Linked DNA regions of Homo sapiens: region 2 is linked to region 1. Evidence: read pairs that join two places in POLR2A ChIA-PET (ENCODE). Cell type or tissue: GM12878. All regions are shown on one strand. Links, peaks and the distances in the headings refer to the core of each region. The heading gives the core; the rest is flanking DNA.

The links. ChIA-PET counts read pairs that join two places held together with the same protein. Peaks named below come from ENCODE experiments on the same cell type or tissue, not always from the same donor. Only the 100,000 strongest peaks of a DNase experiment are listed, where the experiment ranks them.
Region 2: POLR2A ChIA-PET joins it to region 1 with 5 read pairs; 2 of 35 experiments call an interaction of 5 or more read pairs at or near these places.

The regions. Positions count from the first base shown.
Region 1 is chr5:180,813,243-180,817,639 of GRCh38, forward strand. It overlaps a transcript of MGAT1 not described here. Among named protein-coding and RNA genes, the nearest start is that of MGAT1, 13 kb to the left of the region's middle. RefSeq lists an enhancer at 1,094-1,353. In GM12878, for the core only: a CTCF peak has its summit at 365 (motif pointing right); no DNase peak of the experiment used is centred there; H3K4me3 peaks cover 1,095 bases; H3K27ac peaks cover 2,323 bases.
Region 2 is chr5:181,079,153-181,083,549 of GRCh38, forward strand. No RefSeq gene overlaps it. Among named protein-coding and RNA genes, the nearest start is that of TRV-CAC1-2, 16 kb to the right of the region's middle. In GM12878, for the core only: no CTCF peak of the experiment used is centred there; no DNase peak of the experiment used is centred there.

The DNA of each region.
Region 1 (4,397 bases), core at 143-4,142:
ATCTTTGTTAATATGATAGAACGATGGTTTTGCATTGTTGTTTTAAGTTTTATTCCACTAATTGCTAGTAATGTTGAACCTGTTTTTATGCATCACTTTTGCAGATTGCCTACAGCATATCTTTTGCCCACTTGGATTCATCTTTGTCTTATTCATTTGCAAGAACTCTTTATAGAATATCAGCCCTTTGTTACCTATGTTACAGCAATTTTCCCAGTTTGTCATTTGCTTTTTAAGTCTGTTTATGTGCTCTTTTGACATTGCAGTAGTCACCGCTAGCTGGGCCAAAAGTCTGGTCTTGCTGTACATACTGCCTTCAGAATAAACACTTAGGAGTAAGCTAGAGATTTTTGTTATCAGTTACTCCACCTAGAGGACCAGCAGGTGGAGTCTCCATGGGCAGAGTCTCGCGGACTGTCATTTGGTGTGGGGTGGCCAAGAGGGACTGAACATCTGGAGAACATGGTTGTCGGGCTCTTTATACCAGTGGACCCCTCTTTCCTATGGAAGCCTCGCATCTCCATCAGAAGCAGCAGTAAAATGGCCTCTGCTGTCTTCTGCCTTTCAAGTCTAACTCAAGGGCACCTGAGTAGGTGAACCTAATTGCAAGGGAGTTAGATATGTAACCTATTCAACTAGAAAGAAGGTAGCCAGAGGGGCTACCTACAGTCCCCACCAAACTTATGTATCAGGGCTTCCCATCCTGGCTGTTGAATTACCTATTCTGGCAGCTGTTCCAGTCAATACAGCTGATAGTAAATTTTAATAACTGGCAGTAAAAGTCTTCCCCAGTAACCCTGATTTTCAATGTTTTGTTGGCCATTTTCACACATTTTTTCAGGTGTATATTTTTTCACACTATTTGTTCAGATGATCATTGTAATTCATTTCAGAAACTAGATATCTCTTGTAATTTCCTGGGCTTCTCCTTACCCTGGCGAGTATTCTTTGTACCGATTTTAGTCTGAAGTCTGGTAGGTACAAAAGTTAGTTTGTGTATTTGCTATTTGTTAGGTGCCCTTCATCCTGGTATTTAAAATTCTGGCCCATAAAGAAACAACCACACTCACTTGTTCCCTCAATCTTATTGTGCCTCTTGGCAGCTTCTGACATTGTCAACCGCTCCCTTCTTCTGACACACTTCTCTTGACTCCCACGCCAGCACGCTCTCTGGGGTTCCCCCTCCTCTGGCTGCTCCTCCTCAGCATCCTAGCAGGCTTCTCCCTTTTCTCTCTTTACCCACCACTTGCTGTACAAATGCGGAGTTCCCTAGGGCTCTTTCCTGGGCCCTTGTGTCTTCTCATTTTACACTTTCTTTCGAGATGATCCCACAGAAGTCACATGGCTTCCAGTATCCACTCCATGTCAAAGATACTTAGTCTGTTTCTATTGCTTATGACAGAATATCTGAAACTGGGGTCGGGTGCAGTGGCTCACGCTTGTAATCTCAGCACTTTGGGAGGCTGAGGCGGGTGGGTCATGAGGTCAGGAGTTGAAGACCAACCTGACCAAGATGGTGAAACCCCATCCCTACTAAAAATATAAAAATTAGCCAGGCGTGGTGGCAGGTGCCTGTAATCCCAGCTACCCCAGAGGCTGAGGCAGGAGAATCGCTTGAACCCGGGGGGGCGGTGGTTGCAGTGAGCTGAGATCGCGCCACTGCACTCCAGCCTAGGCGACAGAGTGAGACTCTGTCTCAAAAAAAAAAAAAAATTAAAAATTAAAAACAAGGAATATCTGAAACTGGGTAATTTATAAGGAAAGGGAATTTATTTCTTACAGCTCTGGAGGCTGAGAAGTCCAAAGTTGAGGGGCTGCATTTGGTGAGAGCCCTCTTGATGGTAGGAACTCTCTGCAGAGTCCTGAGGGGTTCAGGGCATGACATGGCAGGGGGACTGAGCGTGCTAAGGTGCTAGCGCAGGTCTCTCTTCCTCTCTTATAAAGCCGCCAGTTCTCCCATGATGAATCCATTCATTAGTGGGAATAGAGCCTTCATGATCCAATCACCTCTTAAAGGCCCCACCTCTCCATGCTGCCACTCTGGGGATTAAGTTTCAACATAAGTTTTGGAGGGAACACCCAAATATGCATGCTCAAGTCCCTTCTCTGTGCTCCAGGCCCACATGTCCAATTCCCTGCTTGCCCTCCCAACTCAGTCCCCTCACAGATACCTCTGACTCACGTGTCCAAAGTGAAATTTGCAGTGCTCCTCCCAGCTCCTCTCTCAGCAGTCCCGTTCTCAGGAAATGGCAGGCCAGAAGTCTTCCACAACATTCCCACATCCAGTCAGTCAAAAGCCTCCGAAAGCTTGTCTCCCGGTTATTTCGTGGCTCTTTTCCTCCACCCTCTCCTTTGACCTGGCCAATACCCTCCTGAAACTCCTTCCTCTTTTACGTCTCTTTTCATGTGTGATTCATTAGATCCACTAAGTTCCACCCCTAGAAGGAGAGGGTGGACTTTCCTGCAACACTGAAGACAAATTTCCCTCTTCCCCTTTTTCATGTTCCCTGTGACTTTTTAAATTAAAAAAAAAAATTCTTTTTTGTTTTGGCCCTGAGTTGCACTGTAAATACAGGACTGAAGATGACGTGACAAACCCAGACATCGCCATGCCTAAGGCGTAGAGCTGAAGACTTTTTATGTGTCATAAGGAATTCTAGCAAAACCCAGAATATTCAGCAGGAACATGGAATGGAGTTGGGGTGGAAGATACAGAAATTTCAGTTCCATTCAATCATGGGGTAACAGTTACCTAAGTCCCCTAAAAAATCACAGCACTTTCTCGCCTCATTTTACAATGAAGGATGTCTGGTCTTGCCTTATTTATTCCTTGTATGGTTATTTTAATTACGTTTATTTTGGAGCCGGGTGCGGTGGCTCATGCCTGTAATCCCAGCACTTTGGGAGGCCGAGGCAGACGGATCACCTGAGGTCAGAAGTTTGAGACCAGCCTGGCCAATATGGTAAAACCCCATCTCTACTAACAATACAAAAATCAGCCGGGCGTGGTGGCGCATACCTGTAATCCCAGCTAGTAGGGAGGCTGAGGCAGGAGAATCGCTTGAACCTGGGAGGCGGAGGTTGCAGTGAGTCGAGTACGTGCCACTGCACTCCAGCCTGGGTGACACAGCAAGACACCATCTCAAAAATAAATAAAAAAAAAATTTTTGAACATTTCTCCACAATTAGATATGAGCTTCTTAAGGACAAACATTCTGTTTACCTTAAAATAATCATATATTTCTATATTAGTGCAATTCAATGAATATTTATGGGTGGGCTCAGATCCTGGCTCCTCTCATTTCCGTGGACTCCAGGGATCCAGTTTCCTCTTCATAAAGCGAGGATAATGAAATCTGTCCTTCACCCCTGGCAAGGCACTCATGAGGATCAGGTGAAACCATGTGTGTGGGAACCCTTTTAAAACCGCAAAGAGCTGCATAAACATCTGAGGGCTTTAGGTTCGCAGATACAATCGGAAGGCGCCTGGCGCTGCTGGGCATTGAGCTTCCAGGGGGCACTTGGTGGAGAGCCCTGCACTCCCCTCCCTGAGGAAGCAGTTCCCATAGTTCCCGTTTCCCACCTGGCCTCTCCTTTTCAGGGCTCCTAAAGAGTGATCTTCACAGAGAAAGCCAGTCTGTTTAAACGATATTGTAAGTTCTGAATATCACCAGGTCTATTTTTTAAGTCTGAATTTACATTTAAATCAGGAGCATTTGTCCAGGCCAGTAATTTTTCAGCCCAGCTCCTCCAGACGGTGTGTGTCCATTACCAGTGAGAATTTGAAACCTTCCTGACGCCAGGAGGCTGAGGTTTTCCTGCACTGGGCCTCCACTTGTGTGTGGAAGGGGAGGGGCGGCAGGGAGGCAGGAAGAGGGGTATGGAGGGAGAAGGGTGGGAGAGGAAGGTCAAGGAAGCACAGTTATAAATAGAAGCGTCTTTTGCCTTCAAGATATTTCAGGTCACATGGAGAAAGGAAATTCACTCTTAAGAAATAACAAAGAAACAAAAGACTGAAGTCAATTCAGAAGTGCTGACACAAAGACCGGTTTGGAGGCAGTAAAATTAATCAGGATTGCCTCCTGGGAGTAGGTGGGTCACCACAAGGTCTTGAAAGCAACCAGGGGAAAAAGGAACTCCTGGTTTGGGGATCATAAATCTCTCTTCAAGAACAACCAAACTCCAGTATGAGTATTTACGCTCCTTATCATCTAAGCTGGGTCTGAGGTCAGGAGCTTGGATTCTGGTCTTCATTCCAGGGTCCAGCTCATCACAGACCCTGAGCAAATTCTTTACTCATCTCCTTGTGCAGGAACAGTTGAAAAGTACTTTGGGGAAAACCAGTTTTAACTATTACTCCCAAACCTTAATTAGAACTGTATAATTCTTTATCTTTT
Region 2 (4,397 bases), core at 256-4,255, 270 kb after region 1:
ATAGAATATTCAGAAAATAAATCACATTCTAGGCCATAAAAAACACCTCAAAAAATTTAAAAGAAAAATATACAAAGTATGCTCTTGCACCACAATGGATAAAAACTAGAAATCAGTAACAGATAGCTGGAAGTTTCTCAAATATTTGGAGATTAAATAAGACACTTCTAAATAATACATAGGTCAAAGTCTCAGGATAAATTAAAAATGTTTTCACCTGAATGAAATATGAAAATAGAACTTACTAAAATGTATAGGACGTAGTGAAAGCAGTGCTACAAGGAAAATTTATAGCATTAAATGCCTATATCAGAAAGGAACAAAGATCTAAAATCAATAATCTAAGCTTCCATCTTAGAAAACCAGAGAAAAAAGCATACTATAAGCCTGGAAAAAGCAGAAAAAAAGAAATAATAAAAATTAGAGCAAAAATCAATGAAATTGAAAACAAAGACAAATAGAAAAAAAAAAATCAATAAAATCAAAAGCTGGTTCTTTGAAAAGACCAGTAAAATTGGTAACTTACAGTGAGGCTAACAAAAAACAGAGAAAGGACATAAATTGCTAATATCAGAAATGAAAAATGGGACATTACTACTGATCTCAGGGACATTAAAAGTATAATAAAATATGTTCAACAACTATGCTCACAAATTTGATAACTTGGATGAAATAGACTAATTCCTTAAAAGATACAATCTACCGAAATTCACACTAAGAAAAGAGACAATATGAAAAGACTCATATGTATTAAATCAAATCAAGGCCGGGCAAGATGGTTCACACCTATAATCTCAGCACTTTGGGAGGCTGAGGCAGCCAGATCACTTAAGTTCAGGAGTTCCAGACCAGCCTGGCCAACATGGCGAAACCCTGTCTCTACTAAAAAATACAAAAAATTAGCCACGCATGGTGGCATATCCCTGTAGTCCCAGCTACTCGGGGCTGAGGCAGGAGGAAGTCTTGAGCCCGGGAGGCCGAGGCTGCAGTGAGTCCTGATCGTGCCACTGCATTCCAGCCTGGACGACAGAGTGAGACCCTCTCTCGAAAAAAACAAACAAACAAAAAACTATGTAATTCATGCCATCACCAGGCTAAGCAAGAAAAATCATATGATCACATAAATAGATGCAGAAAAGCATTTGACAAAATTCAACACCTAGTTATGATACAAACTCTCAGTAAACTAGGATAGAGGGGAATTCCTCAAATTGATAAAGAACATCTATAGGCAGAGCATGCTGGTTCATGCCTAAAATCCCAGCACTTTGGGAGGCCAAGGCAGAAGGATTGCTTGAGGCCAGGAGTTTGAGATCAGCCTGGGCAACATAGAGAGATTCCATCTCTAAAAAGAAAGACACACACACACACACACACACACACACACACAGAAACATCCACAGAAAAAAAACTAGCTAACATCATACTTAATGGTTAGTGAGAAACTAGGTGTTCTCTCCTTAAGATCAGGAGCAAGGATGTCCCCTACTATCATTCTTATTCAACATTGTACTGAAGTCCTAACTAATGCAAGAAGATTTTAAAAAGGAAATTAAAGCTATACAGATCAGGGGGAAAAAAGAAACTGTCTTTCTTCACAGATGACATGATTGTCTATGTAGAAAATACCAAAGTATTGACCAAAAACTCCTGAACTAGCAGATGATTATAGCAAGATTTTTTCTTTTCTTTTCTTTCTTTTTTTTTTTTTTTTTTGAGATGGAGTCTCACTCTATTGCCCAGGCTGGAGTGCAGTGGCTTGATCTTGGCTCACTGCAACCTCTGCCTCCTGGGTTCAAGCGATTCTCCTGCCTCAGCCTCCAGAGTAGCTGGGATTACAGGCACGATCCACCACGCCCAGCTAATTTTTGTCATTTTAGCAGGGACCAGGTTTTACCATGTTGGCAAGGCTGGTCGTGAATTCCTGACTTCAGGTGATCTGCCTGCCTCGGCCTCCCAAAGTGCTGGGATTACAGGCATCAGCCACTGCACCAGCCAGATTACAGCAAGATTACTATGTAGTGAATTATCATAATTTTATGTTGCCTCAGCACCCATTTTTCAGGGAAGTTTAACTTTCCTATGCCGGAAGGAGAGCTCAGTCACCCTTGACACAGTTTTCAGGTTCTACATCTCCTCCCAGTTCCTCAAGGTGGTCAGTCCAGATATCTGCTGTGCACAGCTGCCTCCCGGTGCCCACCTCCGCATGGCACAGCTACATACAGCCCACTCGACTAGCCCTGCATACTCTATGTAGTGGGATGGATGGCTGCACGTGAGATTTCAAGTCATAGTGGGTACCTTCGGACTGCTTGTTTAATTATGCTCATCAGATGCCTGACTCAGGTTTCTCCAGTAGCCTTTAGTGTCTCTGCTACTCAAATGGCACCCATGATAAGGCACAAGGTCTAATGCCTAGACATTACAGGGTCAATTTCAATGGTATTGACACAGCAGAGGTTTCTGCCTACGTATTAGAAGAACACCACACCCTAATGGCCCAAGCCAGTGGCCAAGGATAAAAACCTTGGAGGAACCTCTTCTGCCTAGTTGACTGGGCTCCCCACTTTCCCACCGCTTCCTTTAAATGGACCATTCAGGTATTTGCCCTTGAACTTAAAGCCACCCACAGTGTATTCTCCAACATACACTTCTAATTTCTGCATTCTTTCTCCCTGCCTGTACTCCCTAAACTAACCTCTCTGTGTGGGGGGCCTCCAAGCATGTCATATACTACCAGAACCTATAAGTAATAAAATCTTTATTTCTATTTTGTGTCTCTCCTAATCATTGAAGGGTTGCTCTCCATTTTAAAGATCATAAGTTTTAAAATACAGGACACAAAGTTAATAAACAAAAGTCAATTGCTTTACTATATGCCAGCAATAAACAATTGGGATTTAAAAATTAAAAATACAATAACACTAACATTAGCACTTAAAAAGTACTTAATAATAAATCAAAAAAATGGGTACAAGGTCCATATAAGGAAATCTAATGAAATCAAAAAAAGTTCTAAGTAAATGGAAAGATATTCCATGTTCATGGATAGGAAAGCTCAATCTTTTAAAGATGCCAATCCTTCCTAATTTCATCTACAGATTCAATGTAATCCAATCAAAATCCCAGCAGGTTATTTTATAAATACTGACAAACTGATTCTAAACATTATATGAAAAGGCAAAAGACCCAGGAGAGCCAACACAGTATTGAAGAAGAAATAAGTTGGAAGACTAATACTACCTAAAGGCTTACTATAAAGCTACAATAATCAAGAAAGTATAGTGTTGGCAAAGGAATAGACAGCTAGATCAATGAAGAAGAATAGAGAACAAACAGATCCACACAAATATACTTAACTGATATTTTGACAGGAATTAAAAGCAATTCAACAGATAATGTATGGTCTTTTCAAGAAATGATGCTGGAATATTTAGGCATGCATGTGCCAAAAAAAAAAAAAAAGGAAAAAAACATGAATCCAGACACTGATCTTACACCTCTCACAGAAATGAACTCAAAATGGATTATAGACCTAAATTTAACATGCAAAACTACAAAACTTTTACAAGAGAACCCGGGGAAAATCTGGGGAAGTTTTTCAAAGCATGATCCATGATCTATGAAGAAAAACGGGTATGTTGGACTTCACTGAACTTAAAAACTTCTGCTCTGCAAAGACATTGTTAGGGAAATGGAATGACAAGGCACAGACCGGGAGAGAATATTTGCTGAATACATATCTAACGAGGCACTTGTATTAACCAGCAATACCAGCACTTAGGGAGGCTGAGTTGGAAGGTTCACTTGAGCCCAGGAGTTCCAGATCAGCCTGAGAAACATAGGGAGAAAATTTTTTTTTTTAAATGTGCTGTGTGTGGTGACACTTGCCTATAGTCCTAGCTACTCAGGAGGCTGAGGCAGGAGGAACACTTGAGCCCGGGAGTTGCAAGCTGCAGCAAGCCATGATCATGCCACTGTACTTTAAGCTGGGTGAAAGAGCAAGATTCTGTCTCATAAAATAAAACAAAACAAAACAAAAAAAACTGAACAATAAGAAAACAATTCAATTAAAAAATATGCAGGCTGGTGTGGTGGCTCACACCTGTAATCCCAGCACTTTGGGAGGCTGAGGCGGGAGGATTGCTTGAAGCCAGGAGTTTGAGACTGGCCTGCACAACACAGCGAGACCCCAGGTCTACAAAAAAATAAAAAATTAGCTGGGCATGGTGGCATATGCTTGTGGTCCCAGATACTCAGGAGGCTGAGTAGGGAGGATCGCTTGAGCCCAGGAATTGGAGGCTACAGTGAGCTATGATTACACCACTGCTCTCCAGCCTAGGCAACAGAGCAAGACTCTGTCTCAAAGAATAAAAATAATGATCAAAAGATCTGAA